2 separate regions of the Homo sapiens genome follow, and region 2 is linked to region 1. A link is a loop called in an ENCODE intact Hi-C map of the cell type or tissue named here. Cell type or tissue: CD4-positive, alpha-beta T cell. All regions are shown on one strand.

Evidence for each region. Hi-C counts contacts between places; a loop is a spot of excess contacts. Peaks named below come from ENCODE experiments on the same cell type or tissue, not always from the same donor. Only the 100,000 strongest peaks of a DNase experiment are listed, where the experiment ranks them.
Region 2: it touches region 1 in a loop (1.9-fold over the local background); 13 of 110 quality-filtered maps call a loop at or near these places.

The regions. Positions count from the first base shown.
Region 1 is chr10:12,403,625-12,411,624 of GRCh38, reverse strand. All of the region lies in intron 1 of CAMK1D (calcium/calmodulin dependent protein kinase ID), which reads right to left. Among named protein-coding and RNA genes, the nearest start is that of CAMK1D, 58 kb to the right of the region's middle. RefSeq lists an enhancer at 6,318-6,427 and a silencer at 6,558-6,607. In CD4-positive, alpha-beta T cell, no CTCF peak of the experiment used is centred here; no DNase peak of the experiment used is centred here.
Region 2 is chr10:12,355,055-12,363,054 of GRCh38, reverse strand. All of the region lies in intron 1 of CAMK1D (calcium/calmodulin dependent protein kinase ID), which reads right to left. Among named protein-coding and RNA genes, the nearest start is that of CAMK1D, 9.5 kb to the right of the region's middle. RefSeq lists a silencer at 6,449-6,498. In CD4-positive, alpha-beta T cell, no CTCF peak of the experiment used is centred here; a DNase peak (open chromatin) is centred at 3,804; H3K27ac peaks cover 826 bases.

The DNA of each region.
Region 1 (8,000 bases):
CTCCATCTCAAAAAAAAAAAAAAGAAGCCAGGTAGGCCATTGCTATAACTTAGAATAATCATTTACAGTACATTTCTACTGGAAAACCCATTTTTTTTTCCATCGGCACAGGGCAAATGAAGGGTGAATGCAGTGGCATCTCATTAAGGCACTCACAGGGCACTCCTGCCAGCTCCCACTCCTGTGCTGGGAGCCGCCTGACCCAAACGCCGACCATCTCGGCCACAGGAACCTGCACAGTGATCAGGGAGCTGCTTCTGCTGGACCACACAGATGGGAACCAATGTGGATCCGCATGGTGGAAGCACAGCCTAAAGCTCTAATGTTTCAGTTCTTTTTTAAGGAAAAGTCAGAAACTTCTGAGCTCAGAATCTCCGCATTCTGCCAAGCCTTATGCCCATGGAATAAGAAAACATGACATAGCGGGCTAGTCGAGGTCGTCCCGTCCCAGGGATGGTTAGTGGGCACCCAGGCTGGCCCAGGTACTCCCTGAGCCAATGTTTGGTGAGTTGATGTGATGGGAGCCGATGGGGTGGGCTCGAAGCTTAATCCATTACAGAAGCACAATGGATTTTTGAGTACCTATTTCCACGTGAGGTGGGATCTGTGAAGACAGGAAGAGTGTAGGCTAACCATGCACTCTCTAGAAACATCACTGGTACACACGACCACCCCAACAAGTCCTCATCCTCTGCCGCCTTTGGCAATTAGTACAAAGTCAAGAAAAGCCAAGAGCACTGGAAATACCCGCAGAGATTGCCTAAAATTAATCAATAAAAGAGGGCAGAGTGAAGAATATCTTTCAAGACAGAACTGAGGCTCCACAAAGCTCAGGTCGCACCTAAGATCTAGAATGACTCTGCCTCTGGTCACAACATTAAACGTGTGTCATTCCTGCTAAACGTGTGTCATTCCTGCTAACAAAGAACTAATATCTGTTGTCAAATACATTCTATATATGCCCCAGTGCCTCATCACACTGGATGTGTCCTTCATTGATCTGTGAAACAAACAACAAAAATTGATCAATTTTGTTGATAAACTGAGCAGGCCTTCAGAGAAGTCCTTTCTTCTGTGCATTGCTTTAGCTCTGTGAGACACATTTATTACAAGGAGACAGAGTTGTGTCTGTCTTGAGCAGACTCTGAGAGTAATGGAGGGCCGAGGCTAGCTTTTCCTGTCAACACCTTCAGGAGGTAGGGGGCGAACTGTTCTAAGGCCCTGCAGTTTCACCCCTGCACCTGTATTATCTTCAGACAAGTGCACCAACTGGATGGCCTCACTTAGAAGACACACAGAGAGATACACACTCAAGAAAATACAGAGTTACACACACACACAGAAAGAGACAGAAAGAACAGGAAATGGCATTTCTGCCTTGTAACCACCATCATCTTGTTCAAAATTGCTAGCAAATTCAATTAATCAAGAAATTATTTGCCAGTAATAAGGCAGGCAAACTAATCGGATGAGAATTATGGGGAAGTGCTTAGAAAATAAAAAGTATGTATCAAGATTTCAAGTAATACAGATAAACAAAATGTGTGATATCCATACAATGGAATATTATTCAACCATAGAAAGGAATGAAGTTCTGAGCCATGTTATAACATAGAGAAGCCCTGAAGACATCAGGGTACCAGTGAAAGAGGTCGGGCACAAAAGAACAAATATTTCATGATCCCATTTCTGAGGTACCGAGAATAGGCAAATTTACAGACAGAAAATAGATTCAAGGTTACCAGTGGTGAGACAGGAGGTACTGCGGAGCTACCGCTTAATGGGTACAGAGTTTCTGTTTGGGATGATGAAAAAATTTTGAAAACAGAAAGTGGAGATTATTGCACAATGCTGTGGACGTACTTAATGTCACTGAACTCTACAAGTAAAAATGGCTAAAATGGCAGACATGGTGTTTTATATATTACCACAATTTAAGGAGAATAATATACCAAAAACACAGAATGGTACTCTTTAAAGAAGTGAACTGTATGATCTCTGAATTTATACATCAATAAAGCTATTTTTAAGAAAATTTTTCAGCCAGGTGTGATGGTGTCAACTTGTAGTCCTAGCTACTCCAGACGCCAAGGCGGAAGAATGGCTTGAGCCCAGGAGTTCAAGAGCAGCCTGGGCCACGTAGCAAGAGCCCGCCACTAAAAAGAAAAAGGAGAGATTTCAAGTAGCACTGGGGGCTTCCTGACCACCCTGTCTAGAACAGCATACACCTGCTTCCCCTCTATCCTCTATCACAGCCGTTATCACAATGTGTAACTTATTCATCTGTAGTCATTTTCAGAGCCCAGAGCCCACTTCCTCTCCCAATCATGAGTGTAGGCGCCAAGTCCACCGTAATAGGGACCATGAGGGGTCTCGGTGCCTGCTCAAACGTGGTGCTGAATACACGATTACAGAACGAGGGGATAAAGTAGGTAAATAAGGAATGGAGAAGGTAAAAAATGGACAAAAACCGGGTGCAGTGGCTCACGCCTGTAATACCAGCACTTTGGGAGGTTGAGGCAGGCAGATCATTTGAGGTCAGGAGTTCAAAACCAGCCTGGCCAACATGGCGAAACTCCGTCTCTACTAAAAGTACAAGTATTAGCCAGGCATGGTGGTGCACGCCTGTAGTCCCAACTACTACTCGGGAGGCTGAGGCAGGAGAATTGCTTGAATCCGGGAGGTGGAGGTTGCAGTGAGCTGAGATCGCGCCACTGCACTCCAGCCTGGGCGACAGAAAGAGACTCCGACTCAGAACAAAAAAAAAAAAAAAAAAGAAAGAAAGAAAGAAATGAACGAAAACCATAAAAGAGGAAAAAGACGCCTATATCACCTGACAAGGAGGCATACAGGGAAATGCCAACACGTGGGCACATCACAGACCACGTACTGTTTGCAGCATCCAAGAGGAGAAAGCGGGCCTTGCACGTTGCTAATCCTGGAGTCAGCAAATTTTCCCACACCTCCGCTGGCCACACCCACCTGAACCTGAACCACCCCCACCACCACCCACACAACGTGCACTGGAAAGAAACAATTCTCAAGGAAAAGACTGGAGATGCACCCACCTTTGGTTCCAATATTTTCATGACTGTGCCTTGCAGAATCATAGTTGTGGTGTCTCAAACACAACATTGAAAATGAAAGAGTCAGGCCAGGTGCGGTGGCTCACGCCTGTAATCCCAGCACTTTGGGAGGCCGAGGCGGGTGGATCACGAGGTCAGGAGATCGAGACCACCCTGGCTAACATGGTGAAAATGGCAAAACCCCATCTCTACTAAAAAAATCCAAAAAAATTAGCCGGGCGAGGTAGCGGGCGCCTGTAGTCCCAACTACTCGGGAGGTTGAGGCAGGAGTATGGCGTGAGCCCGGGAGGCGGAGCTTGCAGTGAGCCGAGATCATGCCACTGCACTCCAGGCTGGGCAACAGACCGAGACTCCATCTCAAAAAAAAAAGAAAATGAAAGAGGCCAGGCGCGGTGGCTTATGCCTGTAATCCCAGCACTCTGGGAGGCCAAGGTGGGTGGATCACGTGAGGTGAGGAGTTTGAGACCAGCCTGGCCAACATGGTAAAACACCGTCTCTACTAAAAATATAAAAATTAGCTGGGCGTGGTGGGACACACCTGTAATCCCAGCTACTCAGGAGGCTGAGGCAGTAGGATCACTTGAACACAGGAGGTGGAGGCTGCAGTGAGCCAAGATTGCACCACTGCACTCCAGCCTGGGTGACAGAGTGAGAGTCTCTCTCAAAAAAAAAAAAAGAAAAAAAAAAAAGAGTCAGCCAATCACACCCTTGAGGAGGAATTTGTTTTCATTTTTCCCAGGATATGTGTTTCCCGGGGGGGAAGTACCTAGAGCTTGAATCATTGTAAAATGCTCAAGCAAATCACCTATTTGGATGATGCTGGTCAACTTGGACCACAGCTGGAAATGGGAAAGTAAATCTCCTCCTAGATTTCATATTCAATCAACCAGCTCAACCAGCTCTTTCTCCATCCTTGGATGAAGACTGTATTGCAGGAGCTGGTTACTCCCTGCCCTCAGGGTCTCAGAGAGGCTTCCAGAAGAAGGGGCTACCATGAAGTAATGGAGGAGGGAGCTGGAGAGAAGGGACCTAGAGTCAGAGAAGACAACACTGTGGCTCAGCAGAGCAGACAGGGATGGGGGAGAAGGCAACCATGGGGGCGTTCCCAGAGACGCTTCAGTGAGAAGGAAACTTCTAGCTTGAGGTAGGGGATGGTGAGGAAAGAAATGTGAAAAGGAAGGCTGGTATGATTTCCTGGAGTTCCCTTCCCCTGGCAGTGGGAGCTTCTGGGTTTTAAGCTGGGGCTGGGTGACAGGATCCCATGGGCAACTGAGTCCAGTCCTCACGGCGGCTCTGCCCGCCCTGCCAGGCCTCCTGCCCTGGGTTCCTCAAGCCTGGACTGAAAGAAGTCATGGAGAGGTCTGGCCATGAACGCAGGGCATGAGAGAGGCTGGAGGGTGGCTGTGCAGGAAGATGGAGATGAGAGGGGCATTTTACAGTATAAGGAGGGTGATAGGCAGCAGGGACAGAGGAAGAGGAGAAGGCAAAATGGAAATTGGCATGGGGGTGGGGTCTGAAGGAGCAGGACTCTTGGAAGTGCAGCAGAGGGAGCCTTCCCTAGAAAGAAAGCAAGTCTGCGGTATCAAGATGTGAAGCAGTGACGTCACCCTAGGTGGCCTCGATCTCCTCTATAAAAGGTCAGAGAAAATGGGGAACAAGTTGTACTGTAAGGGAAAGAGCTAGAATAGCCCACATAAGGACAACTGGAGGCACAGACTTATTACGCAGCAATGGAGGATGCCCAGGGAGATTTGGACGCATGACTTTACAGAGTTCAATACCTTGATTTTTTTTTTTTTTTTTTTTTTTTTTTTTTGAGACAGGGTCTCATTTTGTCACCCAGGCTGGAGTGTAGTGGCGTGATCTTGGCTCACTGCAACCTCCGCCTCCCCGGCTCAACCAATTCTTGTGCCTCAGCCTCCCAAGCAGCTGAGACTACAGACTTGCACCACCATGCCCTGATAATTTTTGTGGAGGGTTTGTTTTTTGTTTTTTGTAGAGACAGGGTCTTCCTATGTTGCCCAGGCTGGTCTCGAACTCCTGAGCTCAAATGATCCACTTCAGCCTCCCAAAGTGCTGGGATTACAGGCATGAGCCACCACATCTGGCCAACAGCTTAATTAAAAAAACAATAACAATAAAAAGCTTTTGCCAGATATTAACTAGTATTTTCTTCTTGTTTTATGGGTTTTTACACTGAACTTTCTAATACCTGGAATTTGTTTTGGTGTTTGGCGCGACATGACGGTCCTGAACCAGGGAGGGAGCTGTTTCCCCAGGGGTATCTGGAAACAAGTCAGAAACAAACTTCCACGGGGTAGGAGTCAGGGAAGCTGAATGTCCGGAGTGCACAGCACAAACCTGAGCAAGGAAAGATCATCTTGGCTGTGGTGCCAATGGAACTGCCACTGAGAAACACAATGAGCTGTTTTCTTCCCAACAAGCCAACCGCTAATCCCAGCACCATTTGATTGATGCACCCATTCAATCCTACACGCGACAAGAAATGCTGAGTGTCTCCTCAAAGCCCAGTCCTCTTCCAAGCAGCACTGGTACAAACAAATCAGATGCTCGCATTTGCCCTTTCTCCCGTCGATTTCAAAACCTTCACATAAAAACGCCATTTAAGTGCTCTGAAATTCATAAACAACTTTAAAGGGCTGGCAAATTATTGCTAAGCAGAAGTCTCGTTGGTCCTGATAAGAAGTACTTGTAATAAATGTTTAACAACGCATGCCAATATTAAAGCTAAGTGTTTGTTCTTGTAAAGCAGATTAAACAATATGACCATGTCATGCTGATATCACGGGTTTGCTCAACAAACTCCTGTCTCATAGATACTGGCTCCAGCCAACTTCGGTCTAACCCTGTTGACTGTCACTTGGCATTCCAAATGTATGAGGGTCTTGATTAATGACGTTTCACTGGTTTCACTTATATAACAAGACAATTTCAGGTGTTAATTGTCCTATCTGTTTATACGTGCTAGACTGTGGCTAATTTTTAAAGACGGGCGCTTAGTAATGTGGGCATTGAGTCAATACACAGAAAGTCTAAGCAAACAGCGGAGTTTTCTCGTTAGTTCACTGCCTGTCTCTGGACTGAACATGGTGCATATTACAGCTGTATCACTGTGTCACCCATAAAGAACATGACTCCGAGGCTCGCTGATGAGTGCAACTGTTTCCTGGGCATTATGTCTGCACTAGAGATGAAATATTACTTTACAAAGTCCCCACATCTCTGACCATGGGCATGGAACTTAAACGCTTTAGGTCTGCAAAATGAGCTGGCTGGGCTGAAGCCAGCTGTGGAAACCCCCAGAAGGAGGTATGGGGAGTGCCTATTTTTAGAATTTCCAAAGACACAACAGAAACTACACATTTACCCACAATACGATGGCTCAGGCTAAACCACATTTGGTTGAATGATGTCAATTCAACATGCAGTGACCAGTCTTACCCCCAGAACAGAAGCCTCTTTGGCAGCTGGGTCTCTCCTTTATCAACAAAAATTTAAAGGAAATTACTTAATGCTCAAAAATACAGTTTTCCAGCCAGGCGCGGTGGCTCATGTCTATAATCCCAGCACTTTGGGAGGCTGAGGCAGGCGGATGGAGGTCAGGAGTTCAAGACCAGCCCGACCAACATGGAGAAACCCCATTTCTACTAAAAATACAAAAATTAGCCAGGTGTGGTGGCGCATGCTTGCAGTCCCAGCTTCTCGTGAGACTGAGGCACGAGAATCACCCACGAGGCAGAGGTTGCAGGGAGCTGAGATCATGCCACTGCACTCCGGTCTGGGTGACAGAGTGAGACTCCATCTCAAAAAAAAAAAAAATTTTTAAAAACACAGTTTTCTTGGTCATTACGGATTAAAATCTAAGGTCCCTTACGTTCTAAAACTCTATCATTCTAACTTTCAAAGGAAGTTATTCATACCAAGAATAACTCAATCTCAGCATCACCCTGTACAATACATAATGAACAGTAACAAACAGCTTTCTCTCCTAGCTTTCCTACACTTGTTTAAATCTTTGCAACTAATTAAGGTGTACCTATTTATAAGGCATACCATATTTCCAAAAAGAATTAGACACAACTGTATATTCTCTGAAGATACTAAGAAAAGGTCTGGATTTGCCCAGTTAGGAGTTTCTTCCTCAATTTCTTGCTTTTAGAAAAGCTCAAATAAGGCCGGGCGCAGGGGCTCACGCCTGTAATCCCAGCACTCTGGGAGGCCAAGGTGGGCGGATCACCTGAAGTCAGGAGTTCGAGACCAGCCCAACCAATATGGAGAAACCCTACCTCTACTAAAAATACAAAATTAGCTGGGCGCGGTGGCGGACACCTGTAATCCCAACTACTGGGAAGGCTGAGACAGGAGAATCACTTGAACCTGGGAGGCGGAGGTTGCGGTGAGGTGAGATCACACCATTGCACTCCAGCTGGGGCAACAAGAGCGAAACTCAGTCTCAAAAAAAAAAAGAAAAAGAAAAGCTCAAAAAACTACATGCCCATTTTTGTCTCTTTTATCTTTTTTCTTTTTTTTTTTTCCAAAAGCAACAGGAAAGTTTTCAATTGGCCCCAGTACTACCACCTGCCACAAGATATCAAGAACTGGGAAACCAGGGACCTGCTCTGTGACATGGATGAGTCTCACGTCTGCAATGGTAACATCAGGGCCAAAACAACCACCCTACTTCAAGGCCTATTATGGAAGAACAGTTGAGATGCTGATGGGGGAAAAAACACACTTAGAAGTTCAATGCATTATACAATATAGTTGTTACAATACAAATTATTATTAATAAAATTATTTTAAAGTATACTGAATTTTTTGCAAATCAAATATTTTTAAATGCATTAACAGGGAGGTTTCTATCCCCATTCTCTGCAGGAATTCTATGGTGCA
Region 2 (8,000 bases), 49 kb after region 1:
ACAGGAGAATTGCTTGTACCCGGGAGGAAGAGCCTGCAGTGAGCCAAGATCGCACCACTGCACTCTAGCCTCCATGACAGAGTGAGACCCTATCTCAAAAAAAAAAAAAAAGGCCGGGCGGGGTGGCTCACGCCTGTAATCCCAGCAATGTGGGAGGCCAAGGCGGGTGGATCACAAGGTCAGGAGATTGAGACCATCCTGGCTAAGACAGTGAAACCCCGTCTCTACTAAAAATACAAAAAATCAGCCCAGCGTGGTGGCAGGCGCCTGTAATCCCAGCACTTTGGGAGGCCGAGGCGGGCAGATCAGGAGGTCAGGAGATCGCGACTATCCTGACTAACACGGTGAAACCGGGTCTCTACTAAAAATAAAAAAAATAAAAAATAAAAATTAGCCAGGCATCATGGCGGGCGCCTGTAGTCCCAGCTACTCGGGAGGCTGAGGCAGGAGAATGGCGGGAACCCGGGAGGCGGAGCTTGCAGTGAGCTGAGATGGCGCCACTGCACTCCAGCCTGGGGGACGGGGCGAGACTCCATCTCAAACAAACAAAAACAAAAAACAAAAAACAAAAAGTACATGGGAGGATGTGCAAAATTTATATGCAAATACTACACCATTTTATATCAGACACTAGAGCATCCTAAAATTTTGTTATCCGCGGCAGGTTGATTCTGGAACCAGCCCCCGGCAGATACCAAGGGATGACTGTATCACATGATTCTACTTCTATGTGGTACCTAAAGTAGCCAAATTCACTGAGACAGATGGTGGAACGGTGTGTATCAGAAGGTCAGGGAGGAGGGAGTAGGGAGTTAGTGTTTCATAGGTGGAGTGGAGGTTCAATGTGGGAAGATGAAAGAGTTCTGGAGATGGATGGTGGCGATGGTTGGACAATGCTGTAATGTACTTAACACCACAGAACTGCACACTTCAAAATGGTTACGATGGCAAGTTTTATACTATGTATTTTTTAAGCACACTTTTTTGTTTTTTGTCTTTTGTTTTAAGGAGCAGAGAGTTTAATAGGCAAGAAAGAAGGGGGAAGAAAGAAAGAAGCAGCTTCCCTGTACACAGACCGGCGGGGGGTAGGGGAGGCTCCAAAGCCAGGAGACGGAACCCCAAACTTAGGTAATATCAGCCAGCTATATTCAATGGCTGGAGGAGGCGTTTAACTATAATTTTTAAAAAACAGTCAAATAGGCCAGGAGCGGTGGCTCACACCTGTAATCCGAGCACTTTGGGAGGCCAAGACGGGTGGGTCATTTGAGGTCAGGAGATCGAGACCAGCCTGGCCAACATGGTGAAACCTCGTCTCTACTAAAAATACAAAAATTAGCCAGGCGTGGTGGTGGGCGCCTGTAATCCCAGCTACTCGGGAGGCTGAGGCAGGAGAATCACTTGAACCCAGGAGGCAGAGGTTTCCGTGAGCAGAGATTACGCCACTGCACTCCAGCCTGGGCCACAGAGCGAGACTCCATCTCAATTAAAAAAAAAAAAAAAAAAAAAAAAGGGCCAGGCACAGTGGCTCATGCCTGTAATCCCAGCACTTTGGGAGGCCAAGGCAGGCAGATCATAAGGTCAGGAGATCGAGACCATCCTGGCCAACATGGTAAAACCCCGTCTCTACTAAAAGTACAAAAATTAGCTGGGTGTGGTGGTGCATGCCTGTTATCTCATATACTCGGGAGGCTGAGGCACGAGAGTAGCTTGAACCTGGGAGGCAGAGATTGCAGTGAGCCAAGATCACACCACTGCACTCCTGCCTGGGTGACAGAGCAAGACTCCATCTCAAAAAAAAAAAAAAAACAGTCAAATAGGAAGTCTTGTTATTATATCCATTTGTCAAGAAGCTGAAAGCACCAAAGAAAGCCAACATTGTTTGTCCATCACGACTAGGGCCCCAAACTCCATTTTTACTGACCATGCTAACACACACCCAAAAAATCCAAAGAGCATAATTCTTGTACGTTATTGCCACATACAGGATGTCCCCAACTTATATGCAAAGTCTGTTCCAAGAGATCATTGAAAGCTTGTTGTTGCTGTTGTTGTTGTTTTGAGGCATATTTTCTTACAGAAGTGGAATTTTTCCTGGTGACGTGGACACTATTCCAACCTAAAGAAGCCCTGGCGTCCATGGTAGAGCTGTGACAGTATCTGCAGTCCCGGCCTGGCCCGGGAGAAAGAAAGAAAGATGGGAGAGGCAGCGACACAGCAGCCTCCCTTTCCAGAGCCCAGGACAGTTTAGGGCCCAATTTGGCAATAGTTGATGTAGGTTGGTTTACGGGTTCTATTCCCCAAAGCCTCAATGCATCATTACCACCTTGCCTCACTCAGCCCTCAACTCCCCAGTTTGCGACCCATTTGAGCCTCCCGGGACGAAATTACTTCTTCCTCCTTCTGCCTGCCATTCAAATGCTAATCAAGTATTGAGAAAAAGTTCTTTCCTTAAAATCACTTACATAGTAAATGACTGGCAGCCTCTCAACCTATTTTGAGGTATTTATATCTTCTCAAGTTTTAAGGCAAATTTGAAGCAGTCTTCTTTCAAGGTTAAGGAAGTATTAGCCCATAAATGGGAGGATATTTGGGGGCAGGGGACGCTGGCCTGCTGGTCACTCCGATACCTCCTGGCTTGGTACAGCTTCTCTTCTCTCCATCCACAAATTTTTCAAAGCTACAAAGGTCTAGGGTTTTTCTTTTTCACAACACTTTGGGCCTTGTACGAAGGGACAGGGTTGTGTGGGGAGGCAGGCAAGACTGTCACTTGAACATCAGAAACTGTCTGAGGTTTTATTTAATACGATACCTTTAGGATTCCATTTACAGCACCAAATCCAATTTATTGTAAAACCAATTTCAGTGATCTGTGTTGTGGTCATGAAAGAGAGAGAAAGGTCCTCTCAACAACTAGAAATACTGACTACTTTCAGCTGGAGGAGCTTTTTCTTCCTCTGCTCAGCCTGTGATAGAGGCACCAGTAAATCAAGATCCCGGACATTGTCTGGCTTCCACAGGGACTAAAATGGACAGGTCAAGAGGAGAAATCATGGCTGATTTGGAAATTAGCTCCCCAAGTGTTAACACTAACATCCTGTGACCTGGGACATTTAAAGTTTTTGAGATCTTCTCCCAACTCCCATGCAAAAATCCCCCAAAAGGGTATTTTAAATAAATGGTTACATATGCTTATGGGGTATATACATATGCATGCTGCCATTTTTAAATACTCTAGCATTAAAATAAATTCAGTACCTATAGGTTTTAAACTACAAAACTTCATGATGGTTAGACACTGTAAGTAAGTTCCTTGAGTCATCAAATCAAAACATGAGTTTCAATAAGAAACAAAGCAGAAAGACAAGGAATTTTCCAAAAAGAAAAGCATGTTGAATCAAAGAAAAGCCACAGGCTGCCTGCAGACCTCCATGCAGTGAGAAGCCACTCTTGCCCAGGCTGATGGAGAGAGGGACAGATTTTTTTAAAACCAGCTAAGGGTGCAGGGAGAGGTGCAGAGAAAAAAAAAAAAACCGAGAAGCTACCCAGGGGGAGGGCTGAGCCTGGGACACACAGCTAACTAGGTCACTCCAGCACCGGAGCTGGGCCAGAGGACGTTTCAGGCAGAGTCTTTTGCTTAATGCTAGCATTACATGAACTAATCACCCCTGTTGGGAGCAAATGTTGAATGGCTCAGCGGGCCTTCCAAATCTGTGGAAATGGCCTCTGAGGGGCAGGGATAAATGATAGAGAGCGGGCATTGACTGCACACACACCCACGTGCCACACACGGCTCTCAGTGGTTCCCGTGCACCCTCATTTCATCTTCACCACAAGCCTCACATTAGGTCCAAGTGTCATCCTGTTTTACAGATGAGGACATGAGGCTCAGAATGGTAAAATAATTGGCCCAAAGCCATACAGCTAGGAAGCTGTGGACCCAGGATTTCCACCCATATCCGTGTAACCTCCGAGCCTATGTTCTTAGCTACTCACTGTACCAGGAAGAACAACTGTGGATTGTTCTTCTCTGGCTGACTGAAGAATTGTTTATGATTGCTGAAACCATAAATTTTGGGGGAGGTTAAATATGCACCATCCTGCCTATTTGCAACAAGAGCTTCCAAAAAATCAATTTCCAACAGATACTGACGTGTTCTTCCCCAATGGAACCTGCCCCAAATGTCCAAGGGAAGCCAACCTCAGCTGCTGGAGGTAACTACAGCTTGATGACAGTTACTGTATATTCAATCCCAGTTATGTGCCAGGTACCTCACATATGTCACTGAATCCTTACAACAATCCCACAAGGCAGCAACTCCTATCTCCCTCTTAAACTCAGAGAGATTAAGGAATCTATCCAGAGGCATTCAGCTATGAATGCCTGCACCAGAACGATCTTTCTGTTATGTTACGTTGCCTCCTTTACCCGGCCTCAGCAAATATACCCTATCAAAGGCTTGCTCTCAAGGTTCAGTGTTCACCAGGAGACAGAATCCCCCATTTCTTTTTTCTTTTATTTTTTGAGACAGAGTCTCACTCTGTCGCCCAAGCTGGAGTGGAGTGGCACAATCTCGGCCCACTGCAACCTTCGCCTCCCAGGCTCAAGCGTTTCTCACGCCTCAGCCTCCCGAGTAGCTGGGATTACAGGCATGCAACACCATGCCGGCTAATTTTGGTGTTTTTAGTAGAGACGGGGTTTTACCATGTTGGCCAGGTGTTGAACTCCTGACCTCAGGTGATCCACTCGCCTCAGCCTCCCAAAGTGCTATGATTACAGGCATGAGCCACTGTACTGGGTCCCTCATTTCTTTTTTCTTTTCTTTCTCTATGGGGACACGGTCTCTCTCTGTCACCCAGGCTGGGGTGTAGTGGTACCATCATAGCTCACTGCAGCCTCAACCTCCCAGCCTCAAGTGATCCTTCTGCCTCATTCTCCCAAAGTGCTGGGATTACAGTTGTGAGCCAGCACTCCAGGCTGGAATCTCTCCATTTCTAAGTCCTGCTGAAAGATTTGGAAAAACAGCACAAGACACAGAGAACAGATAGCTGAAGATATAAAATGAACTTGGTCTGTGGCGGAATGAACTTGACCTACGGCATGTATTTGGAGGTGACCTTTGATCTAACTGGAGCCTGAATAATCAATACACTGCATAATAAACCAAAAAAAAAGAAAAGAAAAGAAAATCAAGTGAGATCTAATAAAAAACTACCCCGGAGAAAAAGAAATCTCCCTCACCACAGAAAGTCAAAGGGGCATAGCCAACGTGAACCGAGATCAGGCTGGAATCTTTCCCGGAGTCCACGTGTCCTCCTGCACTAAATAAGCACGGAATTGACCATCTTGCATCAGGAAAATAACGTGGGTCCGCTGACTCGGGCACCAGCTTCATGGTGGCTGCCTATAAGCAGTTCCTTCATTAATTAAAGAAACATAATGGCCGAGTGCAGTGGCTCATGCCTGTAATCCCACCACTTTGTGAGGCTGAGGTGAGCAGATCACTTGGCGTCAGAAGTTTTAGACCAGCCTGGGCAACACGTTGAAACATAATCTCTACCAAAAATACAAAAATTAGCTGGGCGTGGTAGTACGCGCCTGTAGTCCTACCTACTCGGGAGGCTGAGGCAGGAGAATCACTTGAACCCGGGAGGCGGAGGTTGCAGTGAGCCAAGATCACGCCACTGCACTCCAGGCTGGGTGACAGAGTGAGACTCCGTCTCAAAAAAAAAAAGCAAACACCTGTAATCCCAGCTACTCAGGAGGCTGAGGCAGGAGAATCGCTTGAACTCGGGTGGCAGAGGTTGCAGTGAGCCGAGACTGGACCACTGCGCTCCAGCCTGGGCGACAGAGCAAGACTCTGTCTCAGAAAATAAAATAAAAACTTAAAAAGTAAAAAAAGAAAACATATCCCCGGTGGGCAAGTTGACCAGTAATGTGACAAATCTCCGCTGGACCCATGCCTAAGCCCTCCCAGAGGAGAGAGGAGGAGAAGCAGGAGGAGAGAGATTGAAGGGGATTTAAGGAGATTTATTTGGGGAAAGGAAAGATTAAAGAGATTTACAGAGACCCAGCCAAAGGAAAACTCAACAAGTTAACCCTTGAAATCCTCCCCTGAGAGCACACAAATCTCCACCTGGCACCAGCAAACCTAATTACTGTCCATTCAGTGGCCAAGTTCGAACCAGAAATTTGTACTTGAGACACAGTCATCATTAGCTTCTCTGGGAACAAGCTCTACCCAAACTCCCACTTCCCAAATCTCATTTTACTAATCAATAAGGACACTGAAGTTTGTTATCTTCACCTTTTCTTTTTTTTTTTTTTTTTTTTTTGAAATGGAGTCTCACTGTGTCACCCAGGCTGGAGTGCAGTGGCACAATCTCAGCTCACTGCAATCTCCACCTCCAGCATTCAAGCGATTCTCCTGCCTCGGCCTCCGGAGTAGCTGGGACTACAGGTGCACAGCACCACACCCAGCTAATTTTCTGTATTTTTAGTAGAGACGAGGTTTCACCACGTTGGCCAGGCTGCTCTCGAACTCCTGACCTCAAAAGAGGAGGTACCTCAAAGTCCCTCTGAGAATTTCACCTTCAAATTCAGAAATCCCTCCCCAGGGGAGCCCAGAAGCCCAAGGCTGTGTGCTTGCCCGTTTCCAGAGCCTCCCAGCACACGGGCACCCATAATGTGTAGACAGAGCAGGTGCTCCGAGAATTCCTGGGGAAACTGAACAAAACCACCAAATGAACTGTTCGTCCAAGCCCAGGTCCTTGGGGAATCTCACACCCCACATCCAGTCCACCAGCAATTCCTACCAGCTCCACCTTTAAAACACATCCGGAATTCGGCCAGGTGAGGTGGCTCACGCCTGTAATCCCAGCACTTTGGGAGGTGGGGGCGGGCAGATTTTTTTTTTTTTCTTTTTGAGACGGAGTCTCACTCTGTCGCCCAGGCTGGAGTGCAGTGGTGCAATCTCGGCTCACTGCAAAATCCCAGGCAGGCTCCCACATCAGGCACTTGCCCTTGTGGCCGCCTTTGACCGGAAGAGTCTACGTTCAGACAGCCCCATGGCTCTTTCCAGGTCTGCATTCAAGCGTCACCTCAAGCTGCCATCACCCCACCCCACACATCCCCTTTGGCTCTTGGTTCCTGCCTAACCTGCAGCTTCTAACGTGCTGTTCCTTTCCCTTCTTTGCCCCTTGTATTTTCTGTGGCTCCAGGAGAGCAGGCATTCTCGTCTGCTCACTGCCGTCTCCTCGGTGCCTAGAATATAGCAGGTGTTCAACCGATATTTTTAAATGTATGAGAGGCTGAATTTATATCACGCCTCAAAACAAGAGGACTGGGGAATCCAAACATCTAAAGAAGACTGCAGCGGGGATACCCTCGGGGAGAAGTCTAGGGGCTTCCCACCCCTCCTTTTTTCTCAGTAATGTTCTTCCTAATGCTTCTCACGGACTCTCAAATTCTAAGTAACCCCAGAAAAACAACTATGAAATTCACCAGTCAAATATACAAACCACCTCGAGTGTTTGTGCATTCTCTCCCCCACCACACACACATACACACGCACGCGCGCGCACACACACACACACGCACACACAAACACATATACACCAAAAAAGAAAAGTTGAGTCTGTTTTCCATCTGGACTTTCAGACAAACCAATCATCTGTGTCCTTAATAGGTGTATTTATTGGGCAATTTCAGAATAAGTAGCATAGTGTGAGATGAGTGGGAAAAGACGGTGCTTGACCCACGGAAGTTTCTATTTATAGTCTTCCTAAAGCAGCATCCAGCAGGCACTCATTTAATGAAAAAGGAGACACACTGCTATTGACACAAAGTGAGATCAGGGTGCTGGTCCTGAGCTCTTATTGTGCTACTAGTACAGTCACAAAAATGTCCCTCCAGAGCTAAGTGCAGTGGCCCGTGCCTGTCATCCCAGCACTTTGGGAGCCCAAAGTAGGAGGATCACTTGAGGCCAGGAGTTTGAGACCAG